Linked DNA regions of Homo sapiens: regions 2 and 3 are each linked to region 1. The links are chromatin contacts, found by Hi-C or POLR2A ChIA-PET in ENCODE. All regions are on one chromosome and are shown on one strand. Each heading gives the region's core, a stretch centred on a gene start or an enhancer-like site at or near the end of the contact. The rest is flanking DNA. Distances are from core to core; before and after follow the strand shown.

The links. A loop is a pair of places that touch in the nucleus more often than their neighbours do. ChIA-PET counts read pairs that join two places held with the same protein, here RNA polymerase II (POLR2A). Pooled maps may share reads with other maps.
Region 2: a loop to region 1 is called in a map of PC-3, with 2.2 times the contacts of the local background. The contact joins two enhancer-like sites. A Hi-C loop is called at or near these places in 1 of 168 maps with a recorded cell type or tissue (PC-3). POLR2A ChIA-PET finds 5 or more read pairs at or near these places in 1 of 52 experiments (H1).
Region 3: a loop to region 1 is called in a map of breast epithelium, with 18 times the contacts of the local background. The contact joins two enhancer-like sites. A Hi-C loop is called at or near these places in 3 of 168 maps with a recorded cell type or tissue (Caco-2, breast epithelium and dorsolateral prefrontal cortex) and 1 of 50 pooled maps. POLR2A ChIA-PET finds 5 or more read pairs at or near these places in 6 of 52 experiments (Caco-2, H1, HCT116 and 3 more).

Annotation. Positions count from the first base shown.
Region 1 is chr10:112,714,756-112,718,852 of GRCh38, reverse strand. All of the region lies in intron 7 of VTI1A (vesicle transport through interaction with t-SNAREs 1A), which reads right to left. Among named protein-coding and RNA genes, the nearest start is that of MIR4295, 83 kb to the right of the region's middle. Within about 2 kb of position 1,757, at least 4 of the 41 ENCODE cell types and tissues checked have a DNase peak (open chromatin) inside an H3K27ac peak, as active enhancers do.
Region 2 is chr10:112,656,451-112,660,463 of GRCh38, reverse strand. All of the region lies in intron 5 of VTI1A (vesicle transport through interaction with t-SNAREs 1A), which reads right to left. Among named protein-coding and RNA genes, the nearest start is that of MIR4295, 24 kb to the right of the region's middle. Within about 2 kb of position 1,294, at least 3 of the 41 ENCODE cell types and tissues checked have a DNase peak (open chromatin) inside an H3K27ac peak, as active enhancers do.
Region 3 is chr10:112,765,640-112,769,190 of GRCh38, reverse strand. The region is part of intron 7 of VTI1A (vesicle transport through interaction with t-SNAREs 1A); the gene reads right to left. Among named protein-coding and RNA genes, the nearest start is that of LINC02935, 120 kb to the left of the region's middle. Within about 2 kb of position 1,855, at least 2 of the 41 ENCODE cell types and tissues checked have a DNase peak (open chromatin) inside an H3K27ac peak, as active enhancers do.

The sequences.
Region 1 (4,097 bases), core at 508-3,007:
GTCACAAAAGCATTATCTAGCAATTTTACTGTGTTGAAATGCATTATTAGTACTAACAATGCCAAACAGAGTAAATAAATGACTGTCTTCTTATTTTCAGCATTATTCCTGATTACTTAGCTTTATGAAAGGGTAGCATTATTATTACTGGTGCATTCAACACCTTGGTCAACACTATTTGCTTGGATAACTCTTGAATGAGAAGGGATTTCAGAATAGAGCTATATTCTTTTCTAGATTATCCAAGGGGGAAAAAATCTTCCAATTCAGTGCTTATATATCCTATATTTTTGATAACAAATGTTTGAAGAACTCAACTTCTGTTTTCTACATATGTGTAAAAACAAGAATTAAAGTCTTCATTAAAGATAGCACACTTGAAGTAGTGCTTACTAAAAAATGTAAAATTTACATCATTTGTTTAAATCAGAAGATTTCTTACCACGAACATGCTAATGCTTCAGTTTGTAAAGTTCCTTGAGCCCAAAATCTGGGCCTTTCTTTCAGTTTCTCTTTTTTCACTCCCTGAAGCATTCAGTACTCCACTAAATGCCATTGACCAAACTTGTTATGAGAGTACCATCAATCTCCCAGGTGCAGAGCAAATAGAGATTTGAAATCATTCACTCCTGAGTCTCTAGTTTGCAGGGGTTAGATTCAAAGGGGCCTCTCCATGAAAGATCTGAGCAATATTTGGCTTTAACAATGGATGGAAGTGCAAATTCCTAGAAGATGGGGCAACAGGATACATCCTTATAAAATGTTGTCATCTTGATGGGGACAGTACACACTTGAGTGACTGACTCTCATTCAGACAACAGGAGTTTTGTGGTTTGTGTGTGTGCACTGAGGCCTTGGATTTTGCTGTGGGAAGGGAGCAAGGAAGGTTGTGGGCGACACCGTAATGAGTAAATTAATTTTTAGGTAACTTAAAGGATTATGTGAGTGGATGAAAATGTTCTTCGGGGATGTGACAGATTGTATTTTCCAAAACTGGTTGCAACAATATTTCCTGCCCCACTGGTCTTCGTCAACCTGCCACCCCTGCATCAAAGAGTGGGGTATGTGTCACATCCCATCCCCTTAAACCTCGGCAGGCCCTTGCGACTGTCTTGCTGAGTAGAATGAGGCACAGAATGTGGCACTGTGTGACTTATTAGATTGGGTAAGAAAAAGCCACACAGCTTCTGCCTCTTGCTTTTGTAGCTCTCACCTTAGGTGCCCTGGGCTGCCAAGTCTGAGGCTGCCATACCGTAAGATTGCCCAAACCAGCATATGCAGGGAGACCACATGGAAGGGCCTTTTGACTAATGACAGAAAGAGAAAGGTGCCCAGCCAGTCCCGAGCTACTCCAGGCTCCTGTCCCCCCTACATAGTTCCAGCTCTGATCTCTGTCTGAAGAAGGCTCATGAGAGACCCTGAGCCAGAACACCCAGCCAAGCAACCCCTGATTTTCCTAACCCGCCAAAATCCTGAGAGACTGCTGCTGAAGTCACTGCATTTCTAGGGTGGTTTGCTACTCAGCAACAGATAACCAGGAGAAGAGAAAAAGAGAACTGAATGGAGAGTCACATCATCAACAATAGAAAGGGCACATCATATTTGGAGCCAAGCCTTTCAGGCCATGACCTCTGGACATGTAAATAAATGTAATGGGCAAAGACGCCTTGTAAATCAACATGTAAGCTTCCAACTCAGTCATGACTCAGAGCTTCCAACTCTCAGCACTGAGCCAATGTCCCTTCGGTGGAATCTCTAGATTTTCCATACAGAGGAGCTTAGGGCAGCAGAGGTGCAACGGCACTTGTTACGAAGCTGCGTTTACATAGCAAGCACAGTCCTCTTACTCCAACTATGTTTGCTTGGGGTGGCCCTGGCAGCATTCATGGCAAGGGGCTCTTGGGGTGGTGGGGAACCTACAGCCCCTCTAAGGTACCACTGGCTCAAACCCTGGCTCCCGCCTTGTCTTTTTTCCTCAAGTAAAACGGAACAGTTTGTAGGGGTTGGGTATCCCTTATCCAATATGCTTGGGACCAGAAGTGTTTGAGTTTTTAATTTTTTTTGGATTTGGGAATATATGCAAAATAACACTCCAGTTGAATATCTCTAATCCAAAAATCAGAAATCCAAAGTGCTCCAGTGAGTATTCCTTTTGAGCATCATATTGGGGCTCAAAAACTTGGATTTTGGGGCATTTTGAATTTTGGATTTTCAGAGTAGGGATGGTCAATCTGTAGCTCCTGGGCACAACATATTGTTTTAAGGCCTCCATGTCCCTGTTCTCTCTTCATTGGCTAACACACACTTATTCTTCAAAGCTCAGGCCAGGTATCACCAACTCCAGGAACCCCAACTTAGCTAAGAACTCCTTGTGTACACATATGGGTATGTTATACTCAAATTTATAATAAAATTTGCTTAGTTATGTCTTCTCACTAGAGTATACATGTTGGGAGAGCGACATGGATTATTTATATTTTATCTTCACTACCTAAGGCCTGCCATGTCTCAACAGCATGTGTTCCATAAATGTTTGTAGAATAGAAATGAACATGCCAAGACATGTTGCCTTCAAAGGATGAACTGGTGACAGTGTCTCCATGCATTTCAAATATTCCTTGCTCTTCCCTGATCTCAACTGGAAATCTCTCTCTGTGCTGGAAACTCCCAGGAGAACACTTCGTCAGAAATTTTTTCATGGCCCTTTCCCTCACCTCGGATCCTCATCCTCCATGCCTTCTTCCTCAGATCCATCCCTTCTGTGCTGGACCATACTTACTTATGTTCCCACTAGATCCCCTTCTAGGGGTCCGCTCCCAGCTGGCAGGTCCCTGGGCTGATGCGCATCCCGAGTGCCAAGAACAGCACTCCATATGCTCAGAGTAGGTTTGGTAAAGCAGCGTGTCTTCCCAGTCTCAATACACTGACAAAGTAGTTACTGACTCCGAAATCTCTTCCCTGGGGTTAGCAACTGTGCCTACAACAAGTCTGCGAATACACCAGTCTTAGATATGTTCAACAGGTGATATCAAGGTGAACTAAAATGATTTCAGGATAACCTGCTGAAGGCCTCAGAAGCTGACTGCGCCCTTGAAGTAGGTCATCCCCAGGAACAGTTGCTTTTCATCCACTCAGCAGGTGTGTGTCATCAAATAAATATCATAAAATGTCTTCCAGCCAGGAACAACTATCTGGCAGGGAAAAGGAAGTACACAGGCTCACTGATTACAGCTCTTGATGAAAAGCGTGAGATAAAGTTTTTTTTTTAACATATGAAAAACAGTATTTTTATGAACAAGAAGGTTTCCACCTCCACCGTTTACTGTCCTCCCAGTTCATCCAGCTGTCTTATCCCCCAACTAAGAAGCTTCCAGAATAAACTAGTCTCAGTTTCATAACTTCATTTACTAAGGTTTTAACAAAGAGGACTCCACAAACCTGGCACCATAAAAACAATTTTTTTTCTGTAAAACTGTGATTTTGAAAACAATCATAATAATTGGTAGGCCAATATGGTTTAATGCTTGGGATTCTCTCTCTCCTCCCATCCCTTTTTCAGTGTTTAGATTATTCATTTAGGTGCTATCTTCCTCCTTTTTGCTGGAAGATTCAGGAAGTATTAAAATTCAGTAATTTGTGGTTTTTCATATTTTGTAAGATTAGGGAGAACTGAATAACATGGTGCAATTTGTTCTTGAATATTCTCAAGCCTACCCCATCGTTACATACCAAATTACCAGGTATGATTGAACCCAAATATTAAAAAAAATGACTATAAGAAAAAATAAGCCTGTGGTTTAACCCTGATTTCAAAGTTAGGGGTACAACTTAAAAGAGGAAATATTTGGGCTCAAATGTGATGGGTAAGTTTTGGTTTTAATTTTATCCATATAACTTATAACCTGCAACGCTGATGACAATTCTAAGAGAACCATGAACACGGTGCACATCATGGAAGATTGAAAAGGTTGGCTCATAATAATTTCAAGATGAGTTATGTAGGCCAGTTTTTTACTTACTTGAATGTTATCTGCTAATATAATGGTGGATTTTTCAGTTAGTGTTTTTTTGATCGAATAGCGTTTTCCAGACACCCA
Region 2 (4,013 bases), core at 45-2,544, 58 kb after region 1:
ATGTAAAATGAGACTCTTAGACTAGATGATCTTTAGTGCCACTTGGCTTTAAAATATTAGAACTTGGGCCGGGCATGGTGGCTCACGCCTGTAATCCCAGCACTTTGGGAGGCCGAGGAGGGCGGATCACAAGGTCAAGAGATCGAGATCATCCTGGCCAACAGGGTGAAACCCCTCTCTACTAGAAACACAAAAATTAGCTGGGCATGGTGGCGTGCGCCTGTAGTTCCAGCTACTCAGGAGGCTGAGGCAGGAGAATCGCTTGAACCTGGGAGGCAGAGGTTGCAGTGTGCCGAGATCATGCCACCGCACTCCAACCTGGGTGACAGAGCGAGACTCTGTCTCAAAAACAACAACAACAACAACAAATTAGAATTCAGTGACTCCAGAGAGCATATAAGAAAACTAGAGCACGGGGCCAAATAAGGCCCACAGATGTATTCCCATCCTGCCCCCAGAATAACGTTTTAAAAAACCCAAAACAATAGAAATTTAAATGCTTTTAAGCAGATCATATTGTTTCCATTTTGCCTAAGTCCCCAACATTAGACTGCTTCATACAGTAGCCTCCTTGGCCTCTGAGGACATTAGCATTTACTATGTACCATAAAATATTTACAGGCACTTGATGACATTATTTTAAAAAATTATACATTCATCTCAACTGAAGGTAAACTTAACATATTCTTAAAGAAATATAGCTAAAGACCATGCAGGGCCTATGCACGCGCGTGCGCGTGTGTGTGTGTGTGTCTGCGTGCGTGTATGTTTGTGTTTAAGCAATTATGTTTTAACACTACCTTCTCAGTAGCTGAGTATGTATTCTATTTTGCTTTAAGATGATCAAATCTATCATTAAGCAATTAAAAAAATCATCAGTGCTACTTTCATCAAAGTCATAGTAGCAGAACCTCCCCTTAGTTACCTGGTTTGCTGCAGATAATTAACAAACACTATTCCCAGAGCCCTCAGACATCAGTCAATGAAGCTGTGCTACCAGTAACGATGCTCTGGAATGAGCAGGTACTATGTAAATTGAGGTTGTTAAACAAAAGGAACCATGTTAATTACAGCTCCATTCAAAAATGAGAATGAATCCATTCTATCCTATAAAATGAGACTTGAGCAGCAGGAAGGACATCCCTTTTTCACAATTCAATAAAGCCTGTAAAAAGCCAGGAGATGAAGCAGCAGAAAACCTGAATGGGCAAAACTGTCAAAACACATTCCAAAGGCTCACTTGTGGAATTTACCAAACACGTATTTACTTAACAGACAAGGGAGACGTGTTCAGCGTCATCCAGCTCTCCAGGGTGAATGAATTACTCATTCTAAAAAAACAAAAAGTGCTTAAAGAATTGAGAGGTGATTAGAAAGTAATTAGAAAGGCTTCTTAGAAATCATTCTGAGCCGAGTTAATCACTATTTGTACTCTTTGTGAACTCTGCACACATTGCTATCACTAAATGTATAGCATTTTAATTACATGTTTGAGAAGTCACTATTGGGTGGACCACAGGACTTACGTGGCTAGCAAACATCTTTTGCTTTTATGAAAGACTATTCTAAGCATTTTTGAACCAGTTGGCAATCACAGGAAAAATTTGTTTAAACAGGAGGTTTCATATAAAATGATAAACTTCTAGTTTCTTTTGAAATTTGGAATATCTGGCAACAGTGAGTCCCCATTCCCACTTGGTAAACACAGGCTGGAACTGAGTTATAGCTTCTTTCTTTAGAACAGCCAGGTACTATCCAGTTTGCCACCTCCCCACTGGCCTGTTTCACTCATTTCTGTTCCCTGCTTGGCTGCCGTAGGATTAGATGTTTGTGACTCTTTGCTTATATATTCTTCTCTAATAGACTGTAAATGACTTTAAAGATGAGGCCATGTCTCATTCCTCTCAGTATATGCCGCATTTTAAGAGGCAGTACAGGACATATGCAGGTGCTCAGGAAATTTTTGTTCACTGGAACCATTCAACTTAAAAATATGGTCAAGTCCTTTATAAATTTGTAACAATAGAATCAAAGATTTTTAGAACAAATGTGGGCTGTAAAAGTAATGGCACAAATGAGCTGGGTGTGGTAGCTCATGCTTGTAATACCGGTGCTTTGGGAGGCTCAGCTGGGAGGATCACTTGAGGCCAGGAGTTTGAGACCATCCTGAGCAACATAGTGAGATCACCATCTCTTAAAAAAGTAAAAATTAGCTGGGCGTGGTGGGGCATGCCTGTGGTATCAGCTTCTTGGGAGGCTAAGGCGGGAAGATCACTTGAGGTTAGGAGATTGAGGCTGCAGTGAGCTATGACTGTGCCACTGCACTCCAGCCTGGGTGACAGAGTGAGACCCTGTCTCTGGGAAAAATAAATAAATAAAGTAATAGAACAAATGAGCAAACTAGAATGCAGGAAGTTGGGAGGTGGAGATCTCCAAGATCACCCAGATCATGTTGCTCATTACCCACAGAGCTGCAACCATGATCCTAAGTCTCCCAACTCCTAGGCCTTTGATCTTTGCATTAACAACAACAAAAACGAATTAAAAAGAAAACAAACATGCATTACAATGTGGAGGACAAGGCATCCTAATACTACACATCTTTTTGTTGTTCTGTTTTAAGGCATATATATACACACACAAACACACACACACACACAATATAGTGTTCTTTGATATATAAAAGTTTTTAACTTTCATAAAGTCTAATCTGTTTTCTTCTTCTGTTGCTTTGTGCTTTGGTGTCATACCTAAGTATCCATTGCCAACTTCATGCCAATGAAGATTTGTCCCTGTATTTTCTTCTAAGAGTTTTATAGTTTTAGTTCTTAGACTTGGGTCTTCGATCCATTTTGATTTAATTTTTGTATATTATATATGTGTGAGGTAGGGGATGGCAAGGAGTAATTTTTGATTCATACAAAATATTTAGAACTCATCTGGAAGAAGTTACTGCCTTCTTATACCTCTTATATTAAAAAAAATCTAATTTGTACCCCAACTCAAAGCCTGGACAAATGTTTACACTGACTCATAAATTTAAAATGTTATGTTTTATATAGTATTTTTATATATCTTGACTCTTCTGAGCACACAGAAAGAAAGAAGATACCTGGGTTAAAATAGGAGAAGAAAGTATAGATATACTGAATAAATGGAAAAAGTAAAGTTATTAAGCCTGAAAAATATAGGACAATGGATACAGGAAGAGAACAGGCCTTACACATACATGCTGCTATATTTGAGCTGAAAGAAACACAAAGTTTTTACCTAAAGGATTGTATTAGTTTGTTCTCACATTCCTATAAAGTAAACCCCTGAGACAGAAAAGGGGTTTAACTGTCTCACAGTTCTGCAGGCTGAACAGGAAGCATAGTGGCTTCTTCTTCCAGGGAGGCCTCAGGGAGCTTTCAGTCATGACGGAAAGCGAAGGGTGGGCGGGCATGGCTTACAGGGCAGGAGCAGGACCAAGAGAGTGAGGGGAAGGTGCTACCCACTTTTAAACAACCTGATGTCGCGATAACTAACTCCCTCGCTATCATGAGAATGGCATTGAGGGGATGGCACTAAACCATGAGAAACCACCTCCATCATCCAATCACCTCCCACCAGGGCCCACCTCCAACTCGGAGGATTAAAATTTGGACATAAGATTTTGTGGGGACAAAGATCCAAACCATATCAAGGATGATCAAGTTTTAAGAAATATCCCGCAGGAAATCATGAGAAGGGAAAATTGAGAAAGTGAGAAGACTGACATAAAGGTGGCTTAAAATTCAAGAAATAAAGTTTGTAGGCTGGGTGTGGTGGCTCATGCCTATAATCTCAGCACTTTGGGAGGCCGAGGCAGATCAAGGATCACTTGAGCCCAGGAGTTTGAGATGAGCCTGGGCAATGCAATGCAGGGAAACCCTGTCTCAAAAAAAAAAAAAAAAAAAAAAATTATCTGGGTGTGGTATGCTCCTGTATTCCCAGTTACTCAGAAGGCTGAGGCCAGAGGATTGCTTGAGCCC
Region 3 (3,551 bases), core at 606-3,105, 50 kb before region 1:
CCAACTTACTTGTGGATGTAATTAATTGCAAATTTTAGCTCTCCCTATTTCACACAAAATTTATTTGGGCTCTGCATGTTATTTCCCTTTGCTAGCCCTTCCAAGTTTTTCTTTCAAGAAATGAGTAACTGTCAGTCCTAAAAGGCCAGAATTACTTCCTAATGGGTTTGGGTTTTAAACAAAACAAAACCAAAAAAACTTATTTTGAAATAAATTTAAACTTGAGAGAAGTTTCAAGAGAAATGAATTCCTATACCCTTCATGTAAATTTACTAATTATTATTATTTTGCACCCTAAGCTGTACCATTCTCTGTTTGTCTGCATAAACGCATATTTCATTGAGAACCATTTGAGTCAGTTGCAGACATGAGGCTCCATGATTATAACACATTTACCCAAATCAGGAAATTTAATAATGATCTAATACTAACATGGAAACCACAGCCTGTGTTGTCAATTGCCCTAGTAATGCTCTGTATTTCTTTCCCCACCCTCACCCCTGCTCCAGGATTCAACCTGGGATCATGAACTGCACTTAGTTTTCTAGTTGTCATGCCTCTTTGGTTTCTCTTAATCTGAAATCCTAACTGGTTTCTGAAGATGCTTTCTTTGTGGCATCGGAGAACCAGAACAGATAGAGGTTGAGGGTGGAAACATGCAAAAAAGGAGAAAAAACCCCAAATGTAATGGGTGAAACTGGTAGACGATCATGGGGGAATACCAAATGTTCCCGTGGACCGCAGCAGTTGCTCCAGGAATTGCATCATATGCTTAAAGTTGAGAAGGCCAACTTGCAAAGCTAAGAGTCTTCTATTTTGGTCTTATGCTTTCTTCCAGAGACAACTGCCACGTCCTGCTCTATTCATCCCAAGCCTCTCCAGAAAGCGCCTTGTGGAGCAGTAATTACATTTCCAGGGTGGCAGAGGCTCTTTCTCGTCAGCCTTGTGTCTCTCAAAGCCTCTAAATCATTCCATTATACCATAACAATGGATCCTCACACTCGTCATGCAATTTGTTTTCATTATGTAAATCACTTCATTCTCTTTTCCAATATCTGCAGGGAGCTGCAAACCACTGAAGGTCAAAATCGGAAGTGGAATATGCGGGGCAGGGACAGAGAGGGGTTGAGGGAAGCCTGGCTTGGTCCTGGAGGTCACCTATCACATGAGGTTGGGAAGGAGCAGATAGGAGCACAGAAGTCCAGGAAAGGCATGAGGATCCAAGGGGGAAGTAATACGTGTCCGGCTTCTGTGACACTAGTGCCTCTGGGCACATGACCTGCAGGTCACCCTCCCCAAGATGCCTGATGACAAGACTGGTCCTAGGAAGAGGTGAAGGGCCCAGAACATTTTGGCCTTTATATCATCTCACCATGCCTTACATGAAGTTTGTGTTTAAAATAAGTTAGTTACATGTCCCATTGGTCTTCAAACAATTTTAAAAATTATTATTTTTTCATCGCAACCAAGAAAATTGGGAGAATACAGAGAAACAGAAAAAAAAAAAGAGTAAGGAAGAAATAAGGTAGGCAGGCAGGAAAGACCCTTTAGTTGAAAACTCAAACGAATGCATTTAACATTAGGGAGTTTCTCCTCCCCTTTGTTCCAGTATGTGCCATGCTGTTGTTATTAGTTTATGCCCTCCTGTTTTCAGAACTAGCACAAATACACTAGAATGGTTTCTCTCCTTGTGCTTTTAATCTGACAGATTTTACTTCATATTCGGCATTGAATAGGCACTTACTTCCTTTTAGGCACTGGGTCTGCAATCAGGGTTTGCTGCCTCCAGGTGAAGAAGGGACTTGGGGAAGCAAAATAAACAAATGATTAAGAGTATGGGCTCTGAGGTCAGACCAGCTGGATTCAAATTCCAGGATCTCCACTTACTAGTTCATGACTTTGGGCCTTGGCCTTACCATCTGTAGCAGGAGATGATAAAACTACTTACCCAAAGATTGCTGTGAGAATTAAAATGCGCTAACACATATAAGAGCTTAGCACAGTACCTGACACACAGTAAGGCACTCAATAAATGCTAGCTATTACTATTATTCCAATATGGATTGAAAAGTCAACTTTAAGCCACAGATTGGGAAGCTGATGAAATCATTTCCCTTTTAAAGAATAAAAACTCACATGGCTAAGAAATCAGTGGCTTTAAACTCTGCTTTGAAGGATATGTAATATATATGGAGCAAGATTTAAATAACTAACACCTGAATGTACTATTGCTACGTTTTTCTCACTAAACCACAATTGGCACGGATCTTATTTCTTTTGTCCCTTTATAGCTTCAAATGAAGAAATCCTTAGCTTCCATCTCATCCAAGTTACCTGCCACTAAACCAGTCTCACAACTTCTTAAAGTACTTGTAAATACTTAGAATACCTATGCTATGTTAAATTTCCTTTGCCCCCAGCTAACTAAGGAAAAGGTTTATGAAGATGCATACAAGACCTGTTTTCCAGCACCCTTGCTAAAGTCATCACTTTCTCTTCCCTATGGTAGGAATCCAATGGGAGATTTTAGTTCTTTGGACCATATTCCTTGAGCATTTTTTGTTAATCTGAAGCAAGTATTTTTCTCTCCTCTTTGAAGTATACTAGCATTTCTTCCAAGGAGAATCTAGTTCCTGATTTTCCTATTGACTATTAATTTGAATGCAATGGTTTCCTCTTCAAGTGAGGTTGTCTGGAGCAACCAGCAGGTAAGAATCAGATACCAATTCTTGCAGAAACAGCTTCTTTCTAACTAACAAATCTAAAATTATATTGGAACTTAAGTTTATACACAGCTCTTAACTGAATTTAGCAAAGTTTATAAACAAAAATTTAAAGTAACTCCATAATAATTATTTTTATCTTTGAAAGTACTGGCTACCATCTGTTGAACTTAACCTTATTTATGTATAATTTCCACACTTGTTGCATTGCTTGTAGTCAGTTTTAAACTTTGACTTGTGTTTCTTTCCACGGAACGCCTTCTTTATTGCCTAATGTCTCCTTTTATGCTTAACCTTGTCAAAAGGCCTTAACATTCCTTAGCACGTGCTACTACACCTATAGGTCTGGCCCTGACCTCATACCACTCTCTCCTTTCTCTTGCTTCTCCAGACACACTGGCCTAATTCTGTCTCTTGTCCTCTGCCCACTTCCACCACAGGGCTCTTGCATAAGCTCTTTTCTGTGACAGAAGCATCTAGGTAATGCCTTCATACCTCAGCTCATGTCTCACTTTTTCATCAACCTGCCTTGGACTCCTGTCAAGGTAAAATCTCTAGACCACAGCTTCTCCAGGTGTGGTCTCTGGACTGGCGTCGTTAGCATCACAGAGAGATAGGTTAGACACAGAAACTCTGGGGTAGGGCCCAGACATCTGGGCTTTGTTTTAACAATCCCTCCAGGGGATTCTGGTGCCTGCTAAAGTTTGAGAACCACTTACTTATCATCTAGTTCCACTGCACCATGAAGCTCTCCTTCATAACAGTCATCACAATTACTTTCAAATTTGTGCGATTATTTGATTAATGTCTGTTTCCCCCACTATACTA